Linked DNA regions of Mus musculus: region 2 is linked to region 1. Evidence: chromatin loops called from intact Hi-C (ENCODE). Cell type or tissue: left cerebral cortex. All regions are shown on one strand.

What was found. Peaks named below come from ENCODE experiments on the same cell type or tissue, not always from the same donor. Only the 100,000 strongest peaks of a DNase experiment are listed, where the experiment ranks them.
Region 2: a loop joins it to region 1, with 4 times the contacts of the local background. A loop is called at or near these places in 6 of 42 quality-filtered maps.

What each region holds. Positions count from the first base shown.
Region 1 is chr19:23,958,151-23,966,150 of GRCm38, forward strand. No RefSeq gene overlaps it. Among named protein-coding and RNA genes, the nearest start is that of Gm34076, 45 kb to the left of the region's middle. In left cerebral cortex, CTCF peaks have their summits at 1,062 (motif pointing left) and 3,566 (motif pointing left); DNase peaks (open chromatin) are centred at 1,025, 2,365 and 3,550.
Region 2 is chr19:23,369,698-23,377,697 of GRCm38, forward strand. Mamdc2 (MAM domain containing 2) reads right to left here. Exons shown (of 14, transcript NM_174857.3): 4 at 7,569-7,653; 5 at 4,221-4,358. Among named protein-coding and RNA genes, the nearest start is that of Gm41821, 74 kb to the left of the region's middle. In left cerebral cortex, a CTCF peak has its summit at 3,820 (motif pointing right); DNase peaks (open chromatin) are centred at 3,832, 4,198, 4,963, 5,315 and 1 more place; H3K27ac peaks cover 925 bases.

The sequences.
Region 1 (8,000 bases):
TTGTTAATGAACAAGACGTTAAGGCACGCAGAAAACATAACCTTCCTCCAATGTTGAATGCAAATGCACTCCTAGGGTTTCGGTCCCCTGATACGAAGTGATCCCTTCTTTAAAGACTCTGCAGACTGTGTGAGCCCTGAGGGTTAATTGTGTATTTTACATTGGTTACTAAACCTCTCACTTAAAAACAACTAAGGTGGCTGAGGGAGAAGACTTAGCCAATAAGGTGCTTGCCACATAAGCATAATGGACCTGGGTTCTGTCCCTGGCACTAGGTAAAAAGTCTATTTCCAGCATTGGGGATGTGAAGAGAGAGGATCCCTCGGGCTTGTTGGCTAGCAGTCTAGCTGAATCTATGAGCTCTAGGGTCATTGAGGAGCCCTGTCTCAAAAAATAAGCTGCAGAGTAATTGAGGGGAACACTTGCTGATACGACCCCTGGCCTCCACACGTCTCCATGTGTGCATGCCCACCCATACATTTAACACTGGAACACATACAAGCACACGCACACACAGCAGCTCGGGCCAGGTAGTCAGCTCAGCGGCAGACTGATCTTGCCCATGGGAGGTCCTGAATGAAGTTCAACATGCAGCAATGCAAATTATGTTTAATGTATTTCACTCAACTTTAAATTTCCAGTGGTTAAAGTGGTAAACATTTTATGTTTCCATATCTTCTACCACAACTTAAAACCTCTTCATTTAGCATGGAGTAAATTTGGTGGTTGTTATTTTATGGAGATTCGTTAGAAAGGGCCTTTCTGAGACTGGAGAGGGGACTCTTGGTGTCCCACATTGACAGAGTAGCACACACGAGGGCCAGGAAGCCAGCCTCTCCCTACAGCGCTTGACTCCGGTGACCGCAGTGAGCTTGGCAGGCAAAGGGTGGCTTTGGCAGATGGAGGTGACCTAGGAACTGTAAGCACACATCTCTAATTGCTAATTGCTTCAGCGTGTGTGTTCAACTCTCCCCAGCACCTCCTTTGCTTTCTCTCAAGGAAACCCCAGGCTTCAGAAACCAAACACTAGATATGACTCCCTCTGGTGGAATAAGGAGAGAAAAGTCACAACTGCTCCTGATTCCCGGTGGGCAGCTGCAGGAGTCAGGAGTTTTATAGACCTCCCCTACCCACAGGATCATTCCAGATGAGGACACTACAACTGCAGGCAGAGTCAGGGCTGGGACTCCACTCGGCAAACCCAGAGGCTAAGAGCAGGCTCAGATCCTGGAGCCCTAGTGTCAGGCTGGTTGCAGTACAGTGACCCTGCTTATAGACTACCCAGGAGTCTGTCAAGTCATTTAGTGGAGACCATACAATCCAAAGACATAAGCCCTGGAACAGCCTGGTGAGTAATTGAGTAACTCACACACACACACACACACACACACACACACACACACACACACACACACACACGGCAGCATAAAAAGAATGCAGTAGAATTCCCCGAGTCGACTTAAAATTTAGACTATTGTTTCCTAGAATTCTCCCCTTGTGACTCCCAAGTTCAGATTGGGCACAGAAGAGCAAATGAGATTTGGGAAGCTAATCAGAATCAGGGCTGTGTAATGTCAGGAGAATGGCAGTGCATGCCCACTGTGGCTGGCTGACAGGCTGCATGGCCATCAGCATGCACACATGTGTACACACACACACACACACACACCCCTCAGCTGCTGAGTGTCGGGCCAGGTGTACTACAGCAAACCCCTCCTGCAGTTTCCTACCACAGAAGGGGTGGGCACAGTGGTTAGCTCCATGCCACTCTCTCCTCATGGCCTCAGCTTTTCTTTCGGGCAGCCAGCCCTGCTGGGGCCAGAGGTCACACCTCACACAGGTCTCTTCCTGGCCAGTACAGGGGCACTTGGCTGAGCCATAGGGAGTGCCTCACTCCCACACACCCGCCAGAGGAACCCAGGCACAGGAGGGAATAGAAGAAGCCAGAGGCAGCCAGCCCAAGCACGCTATGCTCCTTGATACCCGCTAAATAGCTTTGACCTGGCATCCTTCCATACCGTCTACCATTGCCCAGCTCCTAACATTTGTAAAAGGAATTTGGTCCGTGCTATAGGGCATCAGCAGATACAGGACCTTCCCCACACGAAGTCTGCTTCCAAGAACCTGAAGCTGGAAAGAACAACGCCTGCTTCTGCAAAGATGAGCCCCTCACTGGTCACACACTCCACCCTTTCCCATCTGACAGACCTGGGACCCCACAGCAGCCACAGCAACCTCCTCCTCCTCCTCCTCCTCCTCCTCCTCCTCCTCCTCCTCCTCCCATTGTTGTTGTTGTTGTTAAGGAAACAGGCTTGGATCCTCCAGAGGGCAGTGGGCCAAGGACGCTGAACTGCTAATTAAAAGGGCCCAGACTGAATGCAGCTGCCTGCAGGTCTGAGTCCCTAGGAGAATTGTACAGACCATTCCACCAGAGAAGCTGAAGGGAATACATTCATCTCCCAGTCAGCGAGAGAGGCAGCTTCCTTCCCATGCCCCCAAGCTAGCCCTGGTTCCTAGTGAAGAGAACACGGAAGGAAAAGAGCTGTGGAATGTCACCACCTCACTGACTCCAGAGGGACACTGGTCTTTAAAAAAATGACCACAGCCCTTTACTGTGTCCTGGTGGCTTCACCAGAGGGTTGGGTGTGTAATCTCCCGTGGGGACAGCCCAAGCCCATGGTGTGTGGCACCCAGCTCTGAATCCCCTGCAGGAAACAATGTTGGATACAATTATTACTAAAAATTGATTCATGAACACGAGAGATGGCTCATCTAATAAAGGACTTGCATTGCAGGCCTGAGCACCTGGGTCCTATCCTCAGGGCCCATTAAAAGCCCCAGGGTGACAGTATGGCAGGGCAGGCCTGTAAACCCAGCAGAGCAGTAAGGAGACACAACAGGCTCCTGAGGGACCCGATGTCCAGCCAGTACAGCCTATGAGTGACTATCAATCTCTGACCTCTGACATACACACACACACACACACACACACACACACACACACACACACAATCAAAGCAAATCGCTGGTAACAAAGGTACAGCATCATCAGGACACAATGCCTCCTGCACTCCGCATCGGGTGGGTCCCAGCCCCTGGTGTGTGTGTGTGTGTGTGTGTGTGTGTGTGTGTGTGTGTGTGTGTGCAGTAGCATGCCCACATCGCTAAGGACTCTCAGCAATTTACACCATAGACTTACACACATCAGGGCCTGATGGACAACTTTGGCAATTGTCTAAATTAACAAAACTGATAAGGTAAAGTCTCTATCTGGGAGCTCCCAAATGCAGGTAAATTTGAAGAAGTGAGTCGGGAGATGGGACCAGGGTGTTTTCTGCCGTGAAAAGCACAGAGGGCCTGGAACAGTTAGATCATGGGGTCCACCTAGGAAGGCATAGGATGAAACCTGTTTTCTATTTCATTTCTCACTTAAAAAAAAATGTGTTATGAGTGACAGCAGGAGCTTCGGGTAGATCAGGCATTTCCCTGTCACTGGGTCCTGTTATGTCTCCCCCGCATCCCCACCCTGGGTCGTTGGGTCAAACTGTGGTACTCTGCCGCCACCTGGTGGCAGACAGCAAAATGCTACAGTACTCCAGATGAAGGCAAGCACGCAGTGTTTTTATTGTCCTCAATTCTCTAGTCATCTGATGATCCTTTGGTTTATCCTTCCAAAGCAGGTGAGGGCGTGGCAAGGAAGAAAGCCCCTCCCCCTTCGATTGTTTTGCCTTTCGAGATACTTTCATGAAAAGGTAAATCAAGCAGCGAAAGAAAGTTATCAAGCTGGAACACAGACCCTTGGAGGGCTTCCCAGCAACCCTGCCCACATTCCAGAACATCCCTTCCACCACCGTGGCCCGCCACTGGGTTTTCAGAGTTCCCGCCAATCTAACCCTGGCGTGTGTTTCTCCTGACCTGGGACACTCACGATTTGTACAACTCAGAGGTGTGCAACATTCACCTGGGGTTGCATTCTGGAGGATGTGGGACAATGATACTCCAAAGGTTTCAGGAGAAATTGGTCTCCCTGTCCTCTGACCTTGCTTCCCCATCAGGCGCTGAACTGCTTCCTGCTGCAACAACCGTGTGATCGCTGACCACGCGTATTGCAATGACCCTGCACGCAACTTCTGTGAGGCTGACCCAGATACAAAGCAGCTGGCTCGGAGGTTGGTCCTGAGGCAGGAACAGGTCCTCAGCCTGCTTAAAGAACACTGAGGAAGCCAGAGCAGCGTGGTCAGAGCACAGGCGATGAAGGAGTCTGTTTAAGGGCAGGGACCAGAAAACTAATACAGAGCCACATACCTGGGGAAACTGAAAAGGGGGCGGGGCAGGGACACACAACCATGGACTGCCTCACTATCCAAAGAGAATCCAGAACCCTAGTGGCCTAAGACAGGCTTCCTTTCACACTTTTAAATATAAAGTTGTCCTTTTAAACCCCCTTTCACTGCCTCACTGGGAATTATCTGAAAACATTTCTAATGCTTTTATTATGCTATCTTATATTTTTTTAAAAAAAGAAAATCTTGCTAGGGATCAAACCCCAGGCTTCAAATATGCTAGACAGGCACTGTCACCGAGCCACACCCCAAGCTATAAAGATACTTCTTGTAGGGGAATTTTAATCCAGTAACATGGCTGCTCTGGCAAGAGATCATATCCAAAGACCTTCTGGGTCTGTATGATCTGGCCGGAATATAAACATAACTTTAATTCCTCTGAGTAGAATACAGACAGGGCCTCAGTACACACACCCTTAATCATAAATAATGGAGGTAAGGTTGGTTAGTAGAAAGAAGCATCAGTGTTTGAAAAGTGATGAGTAATTGAGACGTCAGTTAAGTTCAGGCAATGCGGTGGAGTCCAGTGGAGTTCCGTTCAGTGCAGTGGAGTTCAGTGGAGTTTGTGCCGTTCTGTTCATCTTGTGCAGACAGCGTAGTCAGTGCAGTTCAGTTCATGAAGCAGTCGTTCCAAGCAGAGCAGTTCAGTCAAAAGCTGAGAGGAGCCAGTTTCAATCAGTCAGCTAGGAGAGGAGTTTGAGCCAGAACAGCTGAGTTGAACCAGCCAGCCAGAGTTCAGAGAGAACTAGAAAGGGTGGGCTTATTCAGCAGCAAGCCTCTGAGATGACAAGTACATCTGGCAAATAAAAGTTACTATTACACTTCTAAAGAAAAACACCCCTCTGCCCCATTGCTAGATATTTGGCAGTTTTGATGATTTCTTTGATAATCTTGTATGCAATTCATATTTTGGTTCTTAAATCCCAAACCTTTCTCAAGGTTTCAGTAATAATATTGCAAGAAGAGTCCAGTTGTTCACACTTGGAACCTCACTGCAGGTACTAGTTCCCAGGCCTCTGGCTGGACAGACAGGATGAAGTCCCAGGCCTTAATGTACCCCAAGCCTGGTTCCAACTTCTGTCCAGCTCCAGCCTCTGCGATTCCTGGAGATACCTGGGACCACACGGTCCTCCAAACAGCTCTTCAGTCTCAGTAACTACCTGGTGACTGTCAGCAGAAGTCCTCTTCAGACTCCAGGATGTTCCCACAATGCACTACTCACCACCTCTACCAACACCCTGCCCCATCCACCTCCAAGTGGCATGACATGCCTTTCCCAGAGCTGAGTATATTAAATTGAGGCATCTGCTCTCTGCATCTCTTCCCTGTCACTCTGTGAGTGCTGTATGGGTGATGAAGTCTCTGTCTTGTTCACTTCTTGGCCCACTGCATCAGCATCGTGGCAATCTATGTAACATGAGTGTTTGGGGAGAGTCATCAATTGGCCAGGAAGGCAGAGAAGCAACAGAGACTTCTGGTGCTGGGTCAGCAGCACCGCCTTTGGTATACAGGGATTGTAGGGGTACCTGAATCTGACCACAGCTTGTGACTGCCCTTTTTAGGACCAACTACTACCATCTACAACATTCCTTCCCCACCTACAGCACCCTGCTGGCTCCTTAATACCCTCAGCCCTACCCTGCTTAGTCGAAGGAGAGAACCTACGAACTGGTGACACATAATCCTCTGTCCTCCACTCGATGAGGGGTTCCTGTGTTTTATCTTTTCCATCACTGTGACAAACTAGCAGACAGGAGCAATTTAGGAAAGTAAAGGTATATTTGGGGTCACCACTCAAGGACATTTCAGTCCATCTTACAGGGCAGATATGGAGGCCTGGAGAAACGGTGTGGGGACAAGGGTGAGCTTATAGCACCTAGATAACAGGAAACAGAGTATAGGTCAGAGCCAGGAGTGGATATACCCTTAAAGCCCTCCTTGTGTGACCCAACCCTCCGGGGCCAGGCTATTGGCCCTGCTGGGGATTAAGTGTTCAAGCACATGAGACTTCAGGGAACCTTTCACACTCACCACCGTTAGCAGTCAGGCATCTCCACTGCCAGCCCTGAAGGACCTGGACCATCAGGCACCTTCATGGTCAGCCCCGGGGTCCCTGGTGACAGCAAGACCGGTCATCACTAGCTCTCCAGAGATGACATATTCCCATTGTTGCCTCTGCCGCTCGTCCTCTATAGCCTCTCCTCCTGCACATGTGCCACAGCCCTAATTAAAATGCCTCACTTTTCCTCCCCACTTCCCTTCCTTCTCCCAGAGGCAGCTGTTTCCCTTTACCCCTCCCTTTAGGAAGCCTCCCACAGACCTGTTGCACGGTCTCTGATTTTGTCGGAATTCGCTGCTTAGTTCCATCAACCATAGCACCCAGTATCTGGGATTGTGCCCGACTGATATCAGAAAGCACATGCTGAGTGTGTAAATGCAGGCAGCTGCTTGTCTGGGCCATTCTGAAGGACAGCAGCGTCCTACTCCCAACTGCCCTTTGTGACAAACCCCAGCAAGGATAAATCCTTAAGTGCCTCTGGGCACCCAGTATCACTGTGGTGGGCTTCAAAAGAAATCTTAGGGGGGGGTGAAACTCTTCATCATACATGGGCTCATAAGCAAGACAAATATAAATAAATAAACAAATCAAACTATACAAGTTTACTTAATATAAGTTTAAATGACACAGGAGTCTCCCCGAAATGAAGGCCCTAAGAAGCACGTACCAGCAGGTGTGGAAGGAATATATATTACACAATTACAGACATGTATCGAAGAATTATCCCCCCACAAAAGAACCTAAACAAGAAATCTACCATCCCTATCAATGTATCAAAGATCAGATATTCCAATGCTCTGAGGTATTTCAGAGCACAAAAAAAAAAAAGGAAGGAGACATCCTAATTTTATAGAGCAAATATAATATCTATGTGGAAACAAGAGGAAGTCAGTGTAAAAAAACATATACAGACAAATACCATTGACAAATACCATTGGGAATTTTCTAAATATTAGCAGAGTCCAACATTACATTAAGAAATAATGCATCACAAATTAGAGGGATTTGTTCAATAATTCAAGAGTTGTGCCAATAGAAACCCATTAATATCATAGTATGGGCCCATCTTAATATGAATAATATATACTTTGGAGCCTAGGATGTAGCTCAGCTGGTAAAGTGCTCGCCTCGCTTGTATGAAAGGCTCAATCCTCAGCACTGCTTAAAGAAGTCATGGTGACACATGCCTGTAACACCAGTGCCTGACAAGTGGTGGCCATGGAGACCAGGAGTTCAGAAGTTCAAGGCCAGCCTGGACTACATGAGCCCCTGTCTCTAAAAATAAAAAGGTAAGAAAGTATCAGGGATCTTTCCTCTACGATCAGGAAAAGGACTATCAACGCTCCTCCACAGTGTACTGTCTCTTGTGAGGCTATGGCAGTGCCTGGCAAACACAGAAGTGGATGCTCACAGTCATCAATTGGATGGAACACAGGGCCCCCAATGGAGGAGCTAGAGAAAGCACCCAAGGAGCTGAAGGGGTCTGCAACCCTATAGGAGCTCTACAACAATATGAACTAACCAGTATCCCCCAGAGCTCGTGGCTCTAGCTGCATATGTAGCAGAGGAAGGCCTAGTCAGCCATCAATGGGAGGAGG
Region 2 (8,000 bases), 590 kb before region 1:
CTCTTCCTCCTCCTCCTCCTCCTCCTCCTCCTTCTTCCCCTCCTCCTCCTCCTTGAGACAGGGTTTCTCTGTGTAGCCCTGGCTGTCCTGGAACTCATTCTGTAGACCAGGCTGGCCTTGACCTCAGAAATCTCCCTGCCTCTGCCTCCCAAGTGCTGGGATTAATGGTGCGCTCCACCACTGCCCAGCATTCTTGTTCTCTTCTTCTTCTTCTTCTTCTTCTTCTTCTTCTTCTTCTTCTTCTTCTTCTTCTTCTTCTTCTTCTTCTTCTTCTTCTTCTTCTTCTTCTTCTTCTTCTCTTCTTCTTCTTCTTCTTCTTCTTCTTCTTCTTCTTCTTCTTCTTCTTCTCCTTCTCCTCCTCCTCCTCCTCCTCCTCCTCCTCCTCCTCCTCCTCCTCCTTCTTCCTTTTCTTTTTCAAGGACTCTTCCTCAATATCCTTCTCCTTATTCATTGAAGCAGAGTCTCTCAGTTGATCCCAGAGCTGACACAGCTGACCTGGGTAGCAAGCTTGTTCTGGCTAATCCCCTGAATCTCGAAATGGACCACCCTGCTTATGTGGGTTCTAGGGATCTGAACTCTAGCCCTCGTGCTTGCATGACAAGCACTTTACCCAATGAGCCATCTCGTCAGCCTGGATTAGATTAGAGTTCTAGAGAGAACATGATCAGTGAAAAGCAAGTGTGTAGAGTACAGAGAGAGGTGCTTGCCTTCCTTGCACACAGGGAGAGGAAAGAATCTGATAGACAGAGCCGAGAGGACAAAGTTTGTTGCCAATGACTTTCCAGAGTTTGATGGAGCAGAGACATTGAGTTTTCTCTTGGCCTAAGCGGGCTACTGCACTTCAGAAAAATCCTCTTAAGACTATTTGCATGGTAAGAGCGGTAGAGAAGTTCTAGATGAGTCCATTACCCCTAAAAGCTGGTAGAGGTTCAGAGAAGATCAGCCAGAAAGAGCATCATTTCTTTCTTGGAACTGTAGAGTGCAAATCTCATCAGCCATGGGAGAAGTAGACTTTACCATTTCCAGTTTAAGGACATCAACCTAAGATTAACCAACACCAGTCAGGTAAAGCTTCGTGTCCATTGTCCTTCTTTTATGCTCTGAACCCCACTATGCCTCCAGAACATCAAAGAAGCCAGAGCGGTACAAGGAGTGGGGAAAAGCCAAAGAAGAGAAAAGTAAAGAGACAGGAAGAGATGAAGCATATCTCCCTGCTGTCGCTGCTCTGTGGAAGAGCCTGAGAGAAGATCTGCATCCCATGAGAAATGTGGGAGTTGTGCCCTGGCTGCACTTAATCCTTGGAAATGAGGCTGTTGATCTGTGAAGATGACTAGGAATACATGGTGTGTGTGTGTGTGTGTGTGTGTGTGTGTGTGTGTGTGTTTATTCAGCAGACTATGTGTGCAGGCAATGCTGAGGAAATTAACAAAGCCACACTCCCACTGGGCGCCAGTGCCACGACCTGAGCAGGTTGATGCAGAGAGAATGAGTAGGTTCTGATGACACTCAAACTTCATCCCAACCCAAGTGAGAAAAATGGCCTGACTGTGGAGAGCTGATTCATCCATCTCATGGGCTTTAGGAGAATAAAATCATTCTAATCTGACTTTAGATTTTGAATCTTTGTCCAGCTCCCTGCAGAGTGGGATTCTGAGCAGCTTGCTTTTTGTTTTTTGTTTTGTTTTGTTTTGTTTTTTTAATACCTCAAGCCTCAGGAAAATAATGAATTCTCCTCATTATTTTTCCATCAATTACCTCCCTTCTTGCCAAGGTGCCAACGGTACTGATCTGTGCTGTCAGCAACCTACCTCCTGAAATGATTTTGTTTTGCTTCGTAAAATATCAACAAAGAAGAAAAGTTAAAAAATCATGTCCCCTTCCATATCTCAAGGAAATCTCATAATTCCTCGTGCAGTATCTGTTCTATCATTTAACAAGATGTTGGGGACAGCACCATTGGAAAAAACCAGAGCTCTGCCTGGGAAAAACTGTTAGAAACATACAAGTTAATGAAAGAAGTCTGATAACAACACCGAATTTTGCAGATGACATATTCACCATTCCCTTTCTACACACAAAGACCCAGGAATGTGTTCGGCACCCTTGATCTCAGCTGTGTGAGTCTCTGCTTCTTAGCAAAAGCAAAGGCCTAAGTTGCTTCCAGTATATGAACAAACATGAGATGAGTCCACAGAGAGCAAAATCTGCTGCTGCAGGCAGACATCTGGATCATTTAATCTTTCCTTTGCCACCCAAATTGATAGAGTGCAGAGAAAAATCAATATATCCAATACAAGGCAAATGAAATAAGAGAGGCAATTTCTATCTTCTTTAGAGTGTTGGTAGTTTTCTTTTTCTGCAAGAGTCACACTGGGCAAACCTTTGGTATCGTGTGGGCGGAACTCCTTAGATAAATATTTTAGAATCTTTAGAGCTCATCTTTTTATGCTTCAATTTAAGTAATAGGGTGACTTTATGGGTGTTCATGCACGGAGTGTGTGTGTGTGTGTGTGTGTGTGTGTGTGTGTGATGAGCATATGTGTGTTGAGTGGTTGTTGTGGTTTGGATGAAAAATGGCTCCCATAGACTCATATGTTTGAAAGCTTGGTCCCAATTGGTAGAACTATTTGGTAGGGATTAGAAGATAGGTCTTGTTGGAGGAGGTATGTCACTGGGGAGGACAAGGGGGACTTTCCATGCTAGGCTCAGTCCTTCCTTCCTCTGGATTGTGCGTCAGATGCAAGCTCTTAGCTACCCTCTAGCACCTTGTCTGCCTGCCTGCTGCCATGCTATCTGTCACAATGGTTTTGAACTCACTTCTGAAACTGTAAGAAAGCCCCCAATTAAATGCTTTCTTTAGTAAGTTTCCATGGCAGCAGGGGTTGTTTATTGTGCTGGGGAACAAGTTCAGCATCTTGTGTAGGCTAGGCAAGTTCTCTTACCACTGAGCTGAGTTCCTGCAGGTGAGGTCTTAAAGAAGCCTGTAAAATAGAGGCTGAAAAGGAGCTAGCTAACCTTTTGTCAGTGCATATAGTAATTTTCTTTATATTGTTTTAAAACATATTCACTATTTTTTTTAATTATTTGAAAAAATTTTAAATATCCCCTTCTTTTTGAATTTAAGAAAAAATCCAAATACTTATTAAGTGGACTTACATTCTTATACAAGGTAATCAAAGATGACCACTCTGCACAGGTGTCAACTGTCTATTTTGCCACACTCACTTAGTCCGAAGGCCACCTGCTTAATCTATCTGGCCCTTGTGGAAAACTGAGTCTGAGATTCTGGGTACAAGGAGGAGGGGGAGTATTAACAAAGAGAGTGGTGTTGTCAAGATGTAGACTCCAGAGCCCAAGTGACCTGTAGAATGGATACACTGGACATAAAGTTGGAGACATGTTTTTAAACATTTAGATAATGAGAAACTGCAGTCAGTAAAGGACAGAGAGTAAGAAACCACAAACAGTTGCCTTGTGTCCAGCTAAGGGTCCACGCAGTCATGAGTAAATAATCAAAACTGAATGGACTCTTCACTATCTGTGAGGATGTATCAGGAGTGAAAATGCAAAGGATCCAATGTCCTTACGTTCGCTTTCGAGGAAAGCCAGGATCTTCGCAATACTTAGGAAAGACCACAGACTGGGGGACTGCTCTGTCTTGGAGATGAGGAGACATAGTGATTTACAAAACTACCAAGGCCAGATGTGACCAGTGAGACACCGGAGGAAGGACACCCTTGCTCTGGTCTACCTTCGGACTTTCTCCTGCCCTCGCTGTGAGAGCCTCTGCATTTTCCTTGCAGAGTGCTTGCGTACTTGGCCACCAGGGGGCCCTATTGCACCCTTCAGAAGGAATAATCATTAGCATTGGTGGTCTCATGGGAAATTCTTAAGGGCTGGTCACCCTGCGATCTATTTTTAATAAAGACAGCCTTGTCTTTAGAAATGAGAACAGCCAAATAGATAAGAAGTAAAACATTTCATGGGAATGTAAAAACAGCCAAGGTTATAGATGAGCCGAAGACTCACTCTGTGGCTTCCTTAGCTACATACAAGCTTATGTCTGCAGTTTTCTGTCTCATAGATTGTCCCTCTCTCCTGCCTCTTCCACCTGGTCTTCCATTGTGTCCCCACCCCTTATTCTGTCGACCAAAGCCAGGCAGTGGGAGTTGAAGGCAACGTTCACCCTGGAAAGAAGACTGCATTTGTGGTCGGCTCACCGTGCTCACTCCTGAAGGTGTGATCCTGTGGGAGGATGGAGTGGGTGTTCTTCGCAGTTCCTCCTCCCACGAACCAGTTCACATTGGGATTCCAGCGGTTCACAAAGCCACAGAGATGGTTTTCTTCAAAGTCACATTCTGGAGGAAGAGACGTAAACAGACATTTCATGGAGCTGCAGTTACACCGGGGGGGGGGGGGGACACCCATACTGACTGCATACTCTGACCTTAGTCATTCTAAGGGCTCTTTTTCTCAACCATCGACCAGAAATTCAGAACAATATCGGGCAAGGAGAGAGATCCAGTAATGAGTCGATGTTCTGATTCATCATTGCCTCTCTGAGCCCTTTCTCCTATTAGCCATGTGGCTTGTTGTTCTCCTATTAGCCATGTACAGCTCTCAGTATGTCCATGCTTGATATTAGCTGATGAGTTTTTGTCAGCCTACTAAATTAATCAATTGGTCAAAGTTTTGGTCCCGGGGCTACATCCAAGGTCTTGTATGTGTTCATCATGCACTTTACCAGTGACCTGTGTTCACAGCTCTAATGTGTCTATTTTACTGTACTATTTTAGAGTTATTCCTCAGCTCTAGACATTTTCTCCACCACCCTTTCTGTTCCCTGATGGCCCAGCCCTCCATCTCTCTGTGGCGAACAAGACTTCCAGAACTCAGAGGCACGTTTCCAAGATGCTGAAACCCCCCCCCCCCACTTGTCTGATGAGTAAGAGTCGAGTGAGAGTATGTGGGAGAGGAGCACACTGGGACCAGGGCCTTTCTGCAACTCCTGCCTAGAGATGAGGAAGACTGAAGTAAAATCTCTGTGCTTGGGAATGGTGTCGTGTTGCTTCTGTACATTGCTTCTCATCAACAAACTCTTTTAGCAGGGAATTTATAAACATAACTCAGCCGCTGACCCCATAATCCTGCAATTATCAAACAAAGGATGATTCCCGTCCTATTCTTCTCTACTGCTCCATCCCCCTTGTTGGGTTCCACCAAGGGAGGGGAAAGAGGTTGATATCAGGCTTAGAACCCATCTCCATCACTGCCAGACTACCATGGTGAGCTATGGCCCTTTATAGAAGGAACAGCCTAACCAGAAGTCTTGACCATACAACCACCCTTTCCACTTGCTAGTAATTCCTCTTCCTGTCCTGGCTAGGAAGCGAAGGGTCAAATATGGCCTTGACCATCCTTGGCTAGCCAGATGGCAGGTTATGAGTCATAGCTGGCTCTAATTCTGGTCACTGTGCCAGCACCTGTTGGCATTTTTACTTTGCAAGGCTTTGTGGTCTGGTTGATGTCAATGGGCTTTCTTCAAATTACAGAGGCGGATCCCCACCTCCACTCCCACACCCCACAGAGCCACCCCGTTCCCACCAGAATCCTAGCTGGGACAGTTGTCAGCGTGCACTGACAAATTTTAAAATTTCTTTTTTTTTTTTCAAATTACCACGGCAGTATCTGCCAACTGATGCTCAACATGTAGTGCCAAGGGCTGTCATGGAGTGGAATAAAAAGCAAAATCCTCCTTAGTGTGCCAGGCAGCAGCCTAAGCTTCTTCTATGAACTCACTTAATCCCCAGCATCGCTCCAGATAGACAGTGTTATGAATCCAATTGCACTGAAGGGGAACCAAGAGAAGAGGAGAACACAGAGCTAGGAAGGGTGACAGTGTGGCATCCTTTTTGTTGTAACCAAACCAGAAGCCACCGTATCATCTGGGGGCAAGAACTGAACGTTACTTCAGTGCCAGTACTTTGTCAACCACCCTTAACTCTACTTCTCAGCCATCACGGGAACCAGCTTCTGTCTTTCTTTCTTTCTTTCTTTCTTTCTTTCTTTCTCTCTCTCTCTCTCTCTCTCTCTCTCTCTCTCTCTCTCTCTCTCTCCCTCCCTCCCTCCCTCCCTCCCTCCCTCCCTCCCTCCCTCCCTCTCTCTCTCTCTCTCTCTTTCTTTCTTTCTTTCTTTCTTTCTTTTTTTACTGGCGATGAGGACAAGTGTGTGTGTGTGTGTGTGTGTGTGTGTGTATACATGCACGTGCCCACGTGCACATGCAGTCAGGGACTGATCCAGCGGAGCTCCCCAAATGTGTCTGACTGCTTCTGTGTGTGGAATGGCAGCACCCAGACTACTCAAAGGAGGAGACTGAATGGAAGTTCTCTGCATCTACATAAAGTACTTTTTTTTTTTTTTAGTCTCTTTTTCTTCGTTGCATTAGAGGTATCAGTGAAAGACCAAACATAGAAGCCAGAGCACAGGGCATTCATGTAGGCTCCTTGTTCAGGAGCAGCATTAACCCTTCACTGACTTCAGCTGAGTCTCCAGTCTAAATATTGTCAATGCTGAGGTGTCTCTCAGATCTACTGATTTTTTTTTTTCTTTTCTACTCTCTGATCCCAACCCCCCAGTTTAAGGTCCTCATTCTATAATCCCTACAAATCCGTGTTTCTTCTGGGATTTTCCTAGGTCCTATGTATCTGTATTTCCTTGTTTCCAGTTCATGGACACCACTGCCATCATCTTGAAGCCACAGCTGCATGCCTGTCCCCTGCAGGCTAACTCTAGCACCTCCCTACCTCATAATTCCAGAAAGCCAGGCTCCCTGCCCTGAGTCCTGTTTCTATAGGAAGCCCCCTGAGGGTTCTGACAACTCAGCTCTGGGGTCTGCACCTGTCTGCTCAGATCTCGCAGCCTCAGCCCCCCAAAGAACCCGTTCCTCCCATGTGCACCTTCGCAGACACCAGCCTCTCATCATGTAAAGTGTAATGGCCGGTGTCTAAGGAGGAATAGTCAGGCACCCGTGGACCAGGGACTATCCTCTCTTCCTGCCTTCTCAAAACTGTCACGTAGACAATTGATCCTGCCTACACCAGCTAGGATCTAAGTGACAATAGAGATCATTAAGATAGCAGCAGCAGCAGCAGCAGCAGCAGCAGCAGCAGCAGTTTAACAAGAAAGTAGATGACAGGATAGATTGTCTGCTCTTCTGGCAAAGGGCACACACACACACACACACACACACACACACACACACACACAGAGTTCACAGCAAACCAGCAATTATTTTTATCAGAGCTGGGTGGGGTTAGAGAGCATCGCCCGAGGGAGAAGTTGGTTTTGCTTGTTAACCCAGCCAGTTAGAGCAAATGCTAATGAGCCTTTCCACACGGAAGATGGAGGATCAATGTCCCATCTTCAGGTGACCCTAGCAAAGAACAAATGCTAGCATTTTGCATCATGCTCCGAGACTCATTCAGCCTTCAGGATCGATTTACTGCTTTCTGGCTGTGGACGTAGGAAGAGATTTGCATTCCGCTGCCACAACCACAAAACTCACTCACCAATACAGTAGCCGGCTGTCATCTTGATTTCAAAGAGGGCAATGCTAGCCGTGTTTCCTTGTCCCAGGACACCTTCTATCAAAATCTGTACAGCATACAGGGGAAAGGAATCAGGCATCAAAACACTGTGTTTCTTGTCCAAAATTTCAGTTCTTAGTGAGGAGCTGTTACTCAGTACGGTTCATAGCTGCTGAATGAATTTTATTATGGACTGTGTATGTGTGCATTTGTACCTGTGCACACACGAACACATACATACCCTGAGGACTTTGACCTGAGTGAAGTCTCCATCAGAAGCCTGGAGTTCTATGCTCTTCCGTGCTACCCTAACCTCCACCTTCCCCTGTGTTCATGTAGGTGGTAGACAGATTTCACGTCTGGCTTTGGTTCTCACATAGCTTTTACTTTTGTGGCTTCAGGAGGATATTCTGC